3 separate regions of the Homo sapiens genome follow, and regions 2 and 3 are each linked to region 1. The links are chromatin contacts, found by Hi-C or POLR2A ChIA-PET in ENCODE. All regions are on one chromosome and are shown on one strand. Each heading gives the region's core, a stretch centred on a gene start or an enhancer-like site at or near the end of the contact. The rest is flanking DNA. Distances are from core to core; before and after follow the strand shown. Region 1 has its middle 120 kb from the start of SCARB1. Region 2 overlaps LOC101927436 (a long non-coding RNA gene). Region 3 overlaps NCOR2 (nuclear receptor corepressor 2).

What was found. A loop is a pair of places that touch in the nucleus more often than their neighbours do. ChIA-PET counts read pairs that join two places held with the same protein, here RNA polymerase II (POLR2A). Pooled maps may share reads with other maps.
Region 2: a map with no recorded cell type shows a loop between it and region 1 (2.6-fold over the local background). The contact joins two enhancer-like sites. A Hi-C loop is called at or near these places in 3 of 168 maps with a recorded cell type or tissue (Calu3, G401 and endothelial cell of hepatic sinusoid), 3 of 37 single-sample maps with no recorded cell type and 5 of 50 pooled maps. POLR2A ChIA-PET finds 5 or more read pairs at or near these places in 3 of 52 experiments (CD4-positive, alpha-beta memory T cell, activated CD4-positive, alpha-beta T cell and naive thymus-derived CD4-positive, alpha-beta T cell).
Region 3: a loop to region 1 is called in a map with no recorded cell type, with 5 times the contacts of the local background. The contact joins two enhancer-like sites. A Hi-C loop is called at or near these places in 1 of 168 maps with a recorded cell type or tissue (endothelial cell of hepatic sinusoid), 3 of 37 single-sample maps with no recorded cell type and 3 of 50 pooled maps. POLR2A ChIA-PET finds 5 or more read pairs at or near these places in 2 of 52 experiments (B cell and RWPE1).

What each region holds. Positions count from the first base shown.
Region 1 is chr12:124,744,829-124,747,528 of GRCh38, forward strand. No RefSeq gene overlaps it. Among named protein-coding and RNA genes, the nearest start is that of SCARB1, 120 kb to the right of the region's middle. RefSeq lists an enhancer at 104-153. Within about 2 kb of position 1,368, at least 33 of the 41 ENCODE cell types and tissues checked have a DNase peak (open chromatin) inside an H3K27ac peak, as active enhancers do.
Region 2 is chr12:124,603,104-124,605,803 of GRCh38, forward strand. LOC101927436 (a long non-coding RNA gene) reads right to left here. Exons shown (of 4, transcript XR_242964.4): 4 at 1,920-2,175. Among named protein-coding and RNA genes, the nearest start is that of NCOR2, 37 kb to the left of the region's middle. Within about 2 kb of position 1,413, at least 4 of the 41 ENCODE cell types and tissues checked have a DNase peak (open chromatin) inside an H3K27ac peak, as active enhancers do.
Region 3 is chr12:124,544,376-124,547,075 of GRCh38, forward strand. All of the region lies in intron 1 of NCOR2 (nuclear receptor corepressor 2), which reads right to left. Among named protein-coding and RNA genes, the nearest start is that of NCOR2, 22 kb to the right of the region's middle. RefSeq lists an enhancer at 1-199. Within about 2 kb of position 1,301, at least 7 of the 41 ENCODE cell types and tissues checked have a DNase peak (open chromatin) inside an H3K27ac peak, as active enhancers do.

The sequences.
Region 1 (2,700 bases), core at 118-2,617:
GGACCAATGACTGCTGTCAGAGGATGGGATGACCTGATTGGCCAAGCCTTGGTCATGTGCTCCTCCAGGAGCCAGGGAGGCGGGGTCAGCCCCACCTGAACTACAGATGATGAGAGAAAAGAAGAAAGCTGTTTTCCTCAACGAGATCCGGGGCGCCATTACCAGGAGGAACAGATGCTGAGTTGGTAAAAGCAACAGCTGTCCCCAACAGAAGCAAACTCCTATTTCCCAGGCCCCTTGGCTAAGTCTCACCACCACCCATTTTACAGCTGAGTAAACTGAGGTCTTGGAGGTGAAGTCAGTCTCCTTCTTTGGTGATGCAGTCGGCACCCCAGTCCCAATCTAGGTCTGATTCATGCTCAGGCTGTTCACATTGACCAGCGTGCATCTCTAATCCTGCCCTCCAAGAAGCCTGCACACAGTTGGTGTGCAATAAATGCACAGCACATCAAATTGTTGTTAAGAGTCTGCCCCTGCCCACTGGACCATAAGATGCCTGAGGGCAGAGACCATGTCTGTCCTGTTCACTGTGGCACCCCAACACCCAGAGCGTAGTAGGTGCCCCCCCCAACGCTTGGTAAATGAATGAATGACTCCCTGGCGTATAGTACGCGCTCCACAAATACTGGACAAACATGTATCTCTGTGGATGCTCCACAAATACCTGCTAAGTGAATGCAAGTCTGTCTAGGGCCTCACGCACAGTAGGTACTCCACAAACAGTGGTAAATGAACAGATTCTTAGTGCCTGCACATAGTGGGTGCTTAGTAAATATTTAGTGAATCAATGAGTGGATCTCGATGGGAACCAAGCTGCCTGGATGCTCAAATATTTCCAGATCATTAACAAGATAGAGAGAGGAGAGAGATTAGGGGGCTGGTGGGGGAGGAATGAATGAGTGAAAGAATGAATGAAGGAAGGAAGGAATGACAGAAACCTTTGCTGGACTTTAGTGCTCAGACAAGGATCCACAGTCCTTGCGGCTCCACAGCGAGAATCAAGGCTGCCTGGAAGGAAGACCCAGTTTTGGAAAGGGCGCTGGGTCTTTGTGAGCTAGGAGAGGGGGCGGCGGGGCTGGCAGCAGAGTCAGGAGGAAGGGAGGTCAGCCAGGGCGGGCGAGCAACGGGGCCGTGCCAGGGACACCGCGCCCCGGGCAGGGCCTGCTCCCCCTGCCCCGACCTTGCCTCCCGTTCCACAATAGAGCATCCATTGTAAGTGGGTAATTGGGTTCCGGCACATCCCCTCCCCCGGCTGGGGGTGGAAGCAAAGGGAAACACAATCTGTTTTCTATTTGTCACGGCTGCCAAGACGCCACTCCCTCCCCCAGCCTCCGCTCTGGCTGGCCCGCTGAGCCACAGCCGCTGCGACATTCCTTGGCCTGGGCTGAGCCTGCATTCAGAGCTGCCCACCCCCGCTGGCTGACCCAAGAGAAACCACGTGACAGAGACCCAGAATCAGCCTCAGGGGCCTCCTGGCCTCGTTCCCCAGCCTCCCCCATGGGAAGCCAAAACCACAGCCCTCGCTGGAGGCTTTCCACCCCAAGGAGGACTCACATCCTGGCTCCCTCTCTTTTTAGCTGTGTGACCTTGAGCCAGTCACTCAGCCTCTCTGTGCCTGTTTCCTTCTCTAAAATGGGGAGGATAGTAATGATAGAGAGGCCCTCTTGCGTGTTAAACATACTCCTCCAGGCAGAGTGCAGAGCACATAGAAAGGGTTTGGTCGCTGTTAGCTGTCATTTGATTTATTCTTTTAGGGAGTGAGTGGGACCTTCCTGGTTTCAGTGTAATTCGCAGAGTTGGGTGTCTCTGTTCCCGAACAATTTGAAGTGGGGGAGACAAGGGTAAATGCTCAGGGGGCCCCATGCCTGAGCCGCAGGCTGCCTCACTGCACTGCCCACTCACACGCAAAGGGCCTGTTGGATGCCTCATGTGCGCCCAGCTCACACTGACCTGACAGGAGAGGATCAGAGAGGTGAGAGGAGGAACATACAGAAAAGTCAAAGGTCTGAGCTCTGCCTATGAGGGGCTGGCGACCCGTAGTGTTGGGTTAGAAAGCAAACAGGCTCTGCTGACATGTCCCTAAGCCCCTGAGTTCTGTGGGAGTTGGGGAACTGCAGCAGGCTTGGAGGACTTCCTGGAGGAGGGGAGCCAGGTTTGAATCCTGCCTCTGCTGTGGGTCTTGGGCAATGTCTTCACCGCTCTGGACTTTGTGATTTCATCTTTTGGGGACTTCTTCAAGAAAAAGAACAGCACAAGTCAGCCAGGCCTTTAACAGGTAAGGTTAGGGCAATTTCAGAAGAAACCAAGACACCTTGAACTTGGCTTTCGTTGTTGGATGAAATCCCGGGGTGGCCTTGACTTGGATGTTCAGAGTAATCCTGCTTCAGCCCCGCAAAGGGCCTGTGTGGACAGATGTGCACCTGGGGCTCCAACCCCAAGCCCCTCCACACCTTGGGCAATCACTGAACCTCCCAGACTCAGTCTCCACATCTGTAAAAGGGGACTTCAGAGGCACCAGCGTGAGAGCTTAAGCTAACAGACTTGGCACACAGCAACTGTTCAATAGATCTTAGCAACTACCCCTAATTCCCAGAGGCAGAGGCGTCTGAGAAAAGCGGAGGCAACAGACAGCAGAGGCCACAGCTTATTTGTGGACAGCAGCGGGGCCCTCACTCCCCTCTTGATGAATAAACCTGCACA
Region 2 (2,700 bases), core at 163-2,662, 140 kb before region 1:
AAGACTTGGTAGCAGGAACTGCACGTACGGAGGTTCCGAGGTCAGAACAAGCTTGCAACGTCCAGGAAACGACAAGGAGGCTCGTGAGGCCAGACCACACTGGGAGATGGGGACAGTGGCGGTGGCCAGGTCTCAGAGGGCCTGGGAGGCCGGAGAGGGAGGTGGGTTTTATTTATTCCCATGGATCTGGTGTGGTCCCTTTGGGCTCGGTGGGAGGTAACTGCTCATCATTCTACATCTGGGACCTCTGTCCACAGCTGGGTCCCATGTGCCCCTCCAGCATTCTCAGGGCCTCCAGGAGGGAAGTGTTAATGCTTCCCCTTCTCCGTCTGCCTCTTACCCTTCTGTCTCCACTGATGAGCAGCCAGGGCAGGGAGGGACTGCAGCAGGCCCCAGAGGATGAGGGCGTGTCTTCCCAGTGCCATCTGCACAACGCAACTCAATTCTGGGAATGAGCATTTATTCAGCACCTCTTGGATGCAAGGCACTGACCGCAGCTTGACACCACAGCCAGCCAGGCACTCAACACTGCTTGCTGAGGCCAAAGTGAAGATCCCCCCAACAATCGTCTTGTATTTTTTTCAGCTCAGTTTCCTGAGCCTGCCACACCGAGGGCCCCACAGTCGGAAACCACGTTTGGTTCGAAGCTCTCCTGTTCTCATCTGGAAATTCCTCATCATTTTTGAGCATGGGACCCTGTGTTTCCATTCTGCACCAGGCCCTGCAAATTACCTAGGGGCCTTGGGCGGGGGCTCCATTCTAGATGCACACTCAGGGGCTCTGGCAGCTGGTGGGGACTGGAAATGGGGCCTCCACTCAAGTCCCAGGTGCTGCGGCCTGCAGACCATCCCAGTCTTGGCCAGAGGCCCTGAAAACAGTCAGGGCCCCTCTGCGGCCTGAGGAAGAACCTCTGCACACACCGGCGCTGCTCGCAGCAGACAGCCGTGAGGAGATGTCTGGTTTTGATTAAATGTCCAGAGCCGCTCATTAACTTGCACAGACAGACTCAGAAGCCACTCGCTCTAAAACCCGCCCGCCACGGCAGCCCATCCTGCAGGCCCTTCTGTGCCACCTGCAGTTCCTGCTGGAAACTAGGAGCCCCTGGTTTGGGGGCCATGGGCCCTGAGGCAGGGGGATGGCCAGGGTCATCCAGCCCAGTGGCCTGAGTCCTCCAAAGTGTGTACCTGTCATCATCCACGGTGTGAGGGCTTCCCTGCCCTGCTGTCTCCACTCTGAACTGGGTTCAGGGGCTGTGGTCTTCCTGGTACAATTTCAAAGCATCTAAGAGGGCCTCATTCCCGCAGCACTGTTCCCTGCCTTGGCCTCTGTCTCTGAAATTCCACCATCAGGGCCGGTCCTTTTACTGTACTTTAGGTGAAATTTATAGCTGGAACTGCTTTGCATTTATCATGACAGTGTTTGCAGTGATTTATTTACAAGTCTGTCTCCTCCCCAGGCCACAGCTCTTGAAGGCAAAGTCCATGCCCCATACATTCATTCTTCAAAAATCTGTTCCTGGGCGCCCACCGTGTGCCTGGCATCAGCTGGCACGAGGAATCTCACTGTCTTTTGATCCCTAACACTAGGAACAGGGCCTCCCCTGGCTGGGACCCTCTGCATATTTGCTGAACGAATGAATATGTGAGCAAATGTAGAGTATTGCTCACATTTCTTGAGCACTTACTATAGGTGCCAGGCTCTGTTTTAATCAATTTGTGTGTATTTCCTTGTTCCACTCTCCCAACACCCTTGAGTTGGGTGTTGCTGTTATCCCCATTTTACAGAGGAGACTTTGGCACTCAGTAAGGACACGTAACCAAGAGGGCTAACAAGAAGCATGCACAGATACACAGGCATCCCCGCAAGCCAGAAACCAGCACATTCACAGGCAGGCAGAGCTCAGAGCCAAATTAGTCAAATATCTTGAAATGATGTTTATTTCTCCTCTAGTTCTCGAGTTCTAATGACTGTTTATTCTTACAAACATCTAATTTGTGTGCTCAGCCTCCCAGTTAGAGTGCAGTGCCAAGTGGCTCGGGCGTTTGCTCTTTGGTCGGATATCATACCCCCGCTCCTTGCTTTTCTTTTAAGACTCTTCAGACCCTGGGTATCTTGTTGGCATCTCACAGGTGGGAGGCGCTTTCCTCTACAGCCTCTGGTGCCTCGCCAGGCCAGCTGGAGGCCAAATGGAAGAGTGTGAGGGTTGCCTGCAAAGATGGCTGCCAGCAGTGCTCCCCCTCCCTGCAGGGGCCTGCAACCTCTCCCATGGGAGGTGGAGTCTGTGTCCCCACCCCTTGAAAGTGGGCAGGCTCTGTGAATCCTTTGACCCCCGGGATGCTGTGGAGGTGACTCCCTGCAGTTCTGGATTAAGCCTTAAGAGACCTGGCGACTTCTATTTTCTCTCTCTTGGAATCCAGCTGGCCCGCAAAGTAGCTCAGGCCAGGTTCTAGAAGAGGGAGAGACCGCAGGGACAGAGTGAAGCCTGGGAGATGAGTTACAAGGGGAGAGAGAAGAGTGTACCCAGCTCCAGTGCTAAACAATGTGGGTGATGCCGTGCTGGGCCATCCAGCCCCAGCTGAGCCCCCCAGATAACACACGTGGGGTGGGGACCACCACGATGCCTGATCCTGCCCAAATTGCAGAATTCTGAGCAGATAAGTGGCGGCTGTTGTTTTAAGTGGCTAAGTTTGGGGCTGGTTT
Region 3 (2,700 bases), core at 51-2,550, 200 kb before region 1:
GACTCTCCCCAGCCTCTGCCCCGGGCTGCCCGCCCAGGAGCAGGGTCTGGCCTTTAGAAGCTCCCTGGAGGGCGGGGGCACCATCCGCCAGAAGCAATTAATTGCTGGGTCAAGAGATGGTGAAAGAGATTTGTCACGAGGGCCTGGGGATATTCAGGGTGGGAGGGTGGCCCACACTGATTCAGTTGCCCCACCTTCCACCTCACAAGCAGGCTCCGCCCCCACTCAAACCCCCAGGACATCCTCCTCTGCCTCCACACCCGCCCGGGCCCAGGGTAGGTCAGGGATGCAGCCCCAGCACCCGTGACCTGCTCCCAGGAGGGACCTGCTTCCACCATTCAGCCGGTGCCCACACACAGGAGGGGACAGCCAGGCACAAGTGGGGCTGACATACAGAGTCCCCGGTGGGCCCCAAATGGGCCTGAGACCCAGATCAAATCCCTGAGCCATCTCATCTTGGCAGGAGACTGCGACCCCTGTGTGTGCTGCTCAACTTCGCAGAGGCAGTTTCCTCTCGGTGAAACGGAGGCAATTATATTAGGTGGCTAAAATCAGGCTGGCTCCCGCTCCAGCCCTAGTGCTGTCATTTTTTAAAGCCTGAGGAAGGTGCCTTGCTTCTCGGAACCTCAGTGTGCCCATCTGTAAAACGGGGATGATGCCAGGGGCTACTCTGAAGAGAAATTTACAACCTGGCACCCAGCAGTGCTCAGTTGAAGCTCACCATCGGGGTTCACCAGGCCACCTCCCCAGGGCCCCTTGCCAGCCTGCAACCCTACTGAGACACCAATGTCCCCAGCACCTCGAACACCCAGAAGCGGGGCCCAGGGGGAGGGAGCAGAGTCTCGGAGGGCCACGATGAGAGGACTGGATAAGAGCCCACCTTCCCTGCCTCCCACCTCCGCAGCAGGCCCAGGGGAAACATAGGCTTTGGTGACCACCAGGCTGGGGCCAGAGGCCAGTGACAACAGAAGCACCCAGAGACAAGGCAGCCCCTGACCCAGATCTTCCATGGGCAGGGCTCTGCAGGAGCCTCTGGTCTGGAGGGGTCCGAGGCACAGGTTTCCCCATGGGTCCCCATCAGCTTTCAGCCCCTGGTGTCCACACCCAATCCCTCCACACCAACCCACCGACACACGGGGACCCTCGAAGCCCCCACCACACAGATGGGAAAACCAAGGCCCAAAGACGCCAGGCAAGGGCAGCTCAGCCCGGGATCTTTCTCATGTACCGGTGAGCTCAGCTCAGCCCAGCAGGCGTTCAGAAGCCCAAGTGGCCCGGCTGGGGTCAGGGCCCTGAGTCAGAGCAAGAAACGCAGCAGAAACTGAAACAGCCCAGTGGCCCCACATACTCCACAGAGTGAGCCACGCTGCTTCCCTGCGCCGCCCCGTGCTGGGAAGTTCTTGCTTCTGTGGTCAGGGTGAGGGTGGGGGTGGGGGACGAGTGGCGTGGAACAGCCTTTCAGCCTGGGGACCCTCTCTGGGCCCGGCAGATGAGCAAAGTTCCATGCACACAGGCAGAGCTGTGAACTGGCCCCACCTCAGAGTCTCCGTGTCACCCAGGACACATGCAAAGCCACACATTACCTGGGGCAGCAGTTCAGGGGTATGCATAGGTGAAGCATAGACAGGCAGGAGAGACCCATCCCAGGCACAGGCTGTTTCTGCTCCCTGCAGGGCTCAGCCTGCAGCAAGGCCACAGAGCACAGGTCTCGTGATCTCAGGATAGGGTCTGAGACCCGGGTTCAAAACCTAGCTGCACTGCTTTCTAGCTCTGTGACCCTGGGCACGTGGCTTAACCCTTCCGAGCCTGCCTGTTTCCTCGCCGTAAAATAGAAACTCAGCTCACAGGGCTGACTCAGAGGCTCAGTGAGCGAATGCCTGCCTACAGTAAGAGTGAATGCCCAGCATACAGTAAGGGCTTAATAAATATGTACAGCAGTTCCTGCTTAGCCACGGCAGCTTTCCACAGTTTCAGTATGGTGGTCTGAAAACAAACGGAAAATTCCACAAATAAACAATTCGTAAGTTTTTGGGTTTTGGGTTTTTGTTTTGTTTTGTTTTTCTCACTCTGTTATACAGGCTGGAGTGCAGTGGTGTGACCTCAGCTCACTGCAGCCTCCGCCTCCACCTCCTGGGTTCAAGTGATTATCCTGCCTCAGCCTCCTGAGTATCTGGGATTACAGGCGTCTGCCATCACGCTCAGCTAATTTTTGTATTTTTAGTATAGTCAGGGTTTCACCATGTTGGCCAGGCTGGTCTCAAACTCCTGGCCTCGAGATCCACCCACCTTGGCCTTTCAAAGTGCTGGGGTTACAGGCATGAGCCACCGCGCCCAGCCAATTCCTAAGTTTTAAATTGCACGCTGTTCTAAGTAGCATGATGAGATCTTGCACCGTCGCGTCCTGTCCAGCCCAGGACATGACCCCTCCCTCTGCCCGGGAGGACCCACTCTGCAGACGGTCCTGCCTGTGAGTGTCCATCCCGGGAATCAGATCAACTGTGATGGTAGAGCAGTGCCTGTATTCAAGTAGCCCTTATCTGACTGAACAATGGCCCCAAAGCACAAGAGTAGTGATGCTAGCATACCGTTAACATTGTCTTTTTATAATATTTTATTTATTTTTATTTTTTTTGAGATGGAGTCTCGCTCTGTCGCCCAGGCTGGAGTGCAATGGTGCAATCTCGGCTCACTGCAACCTCG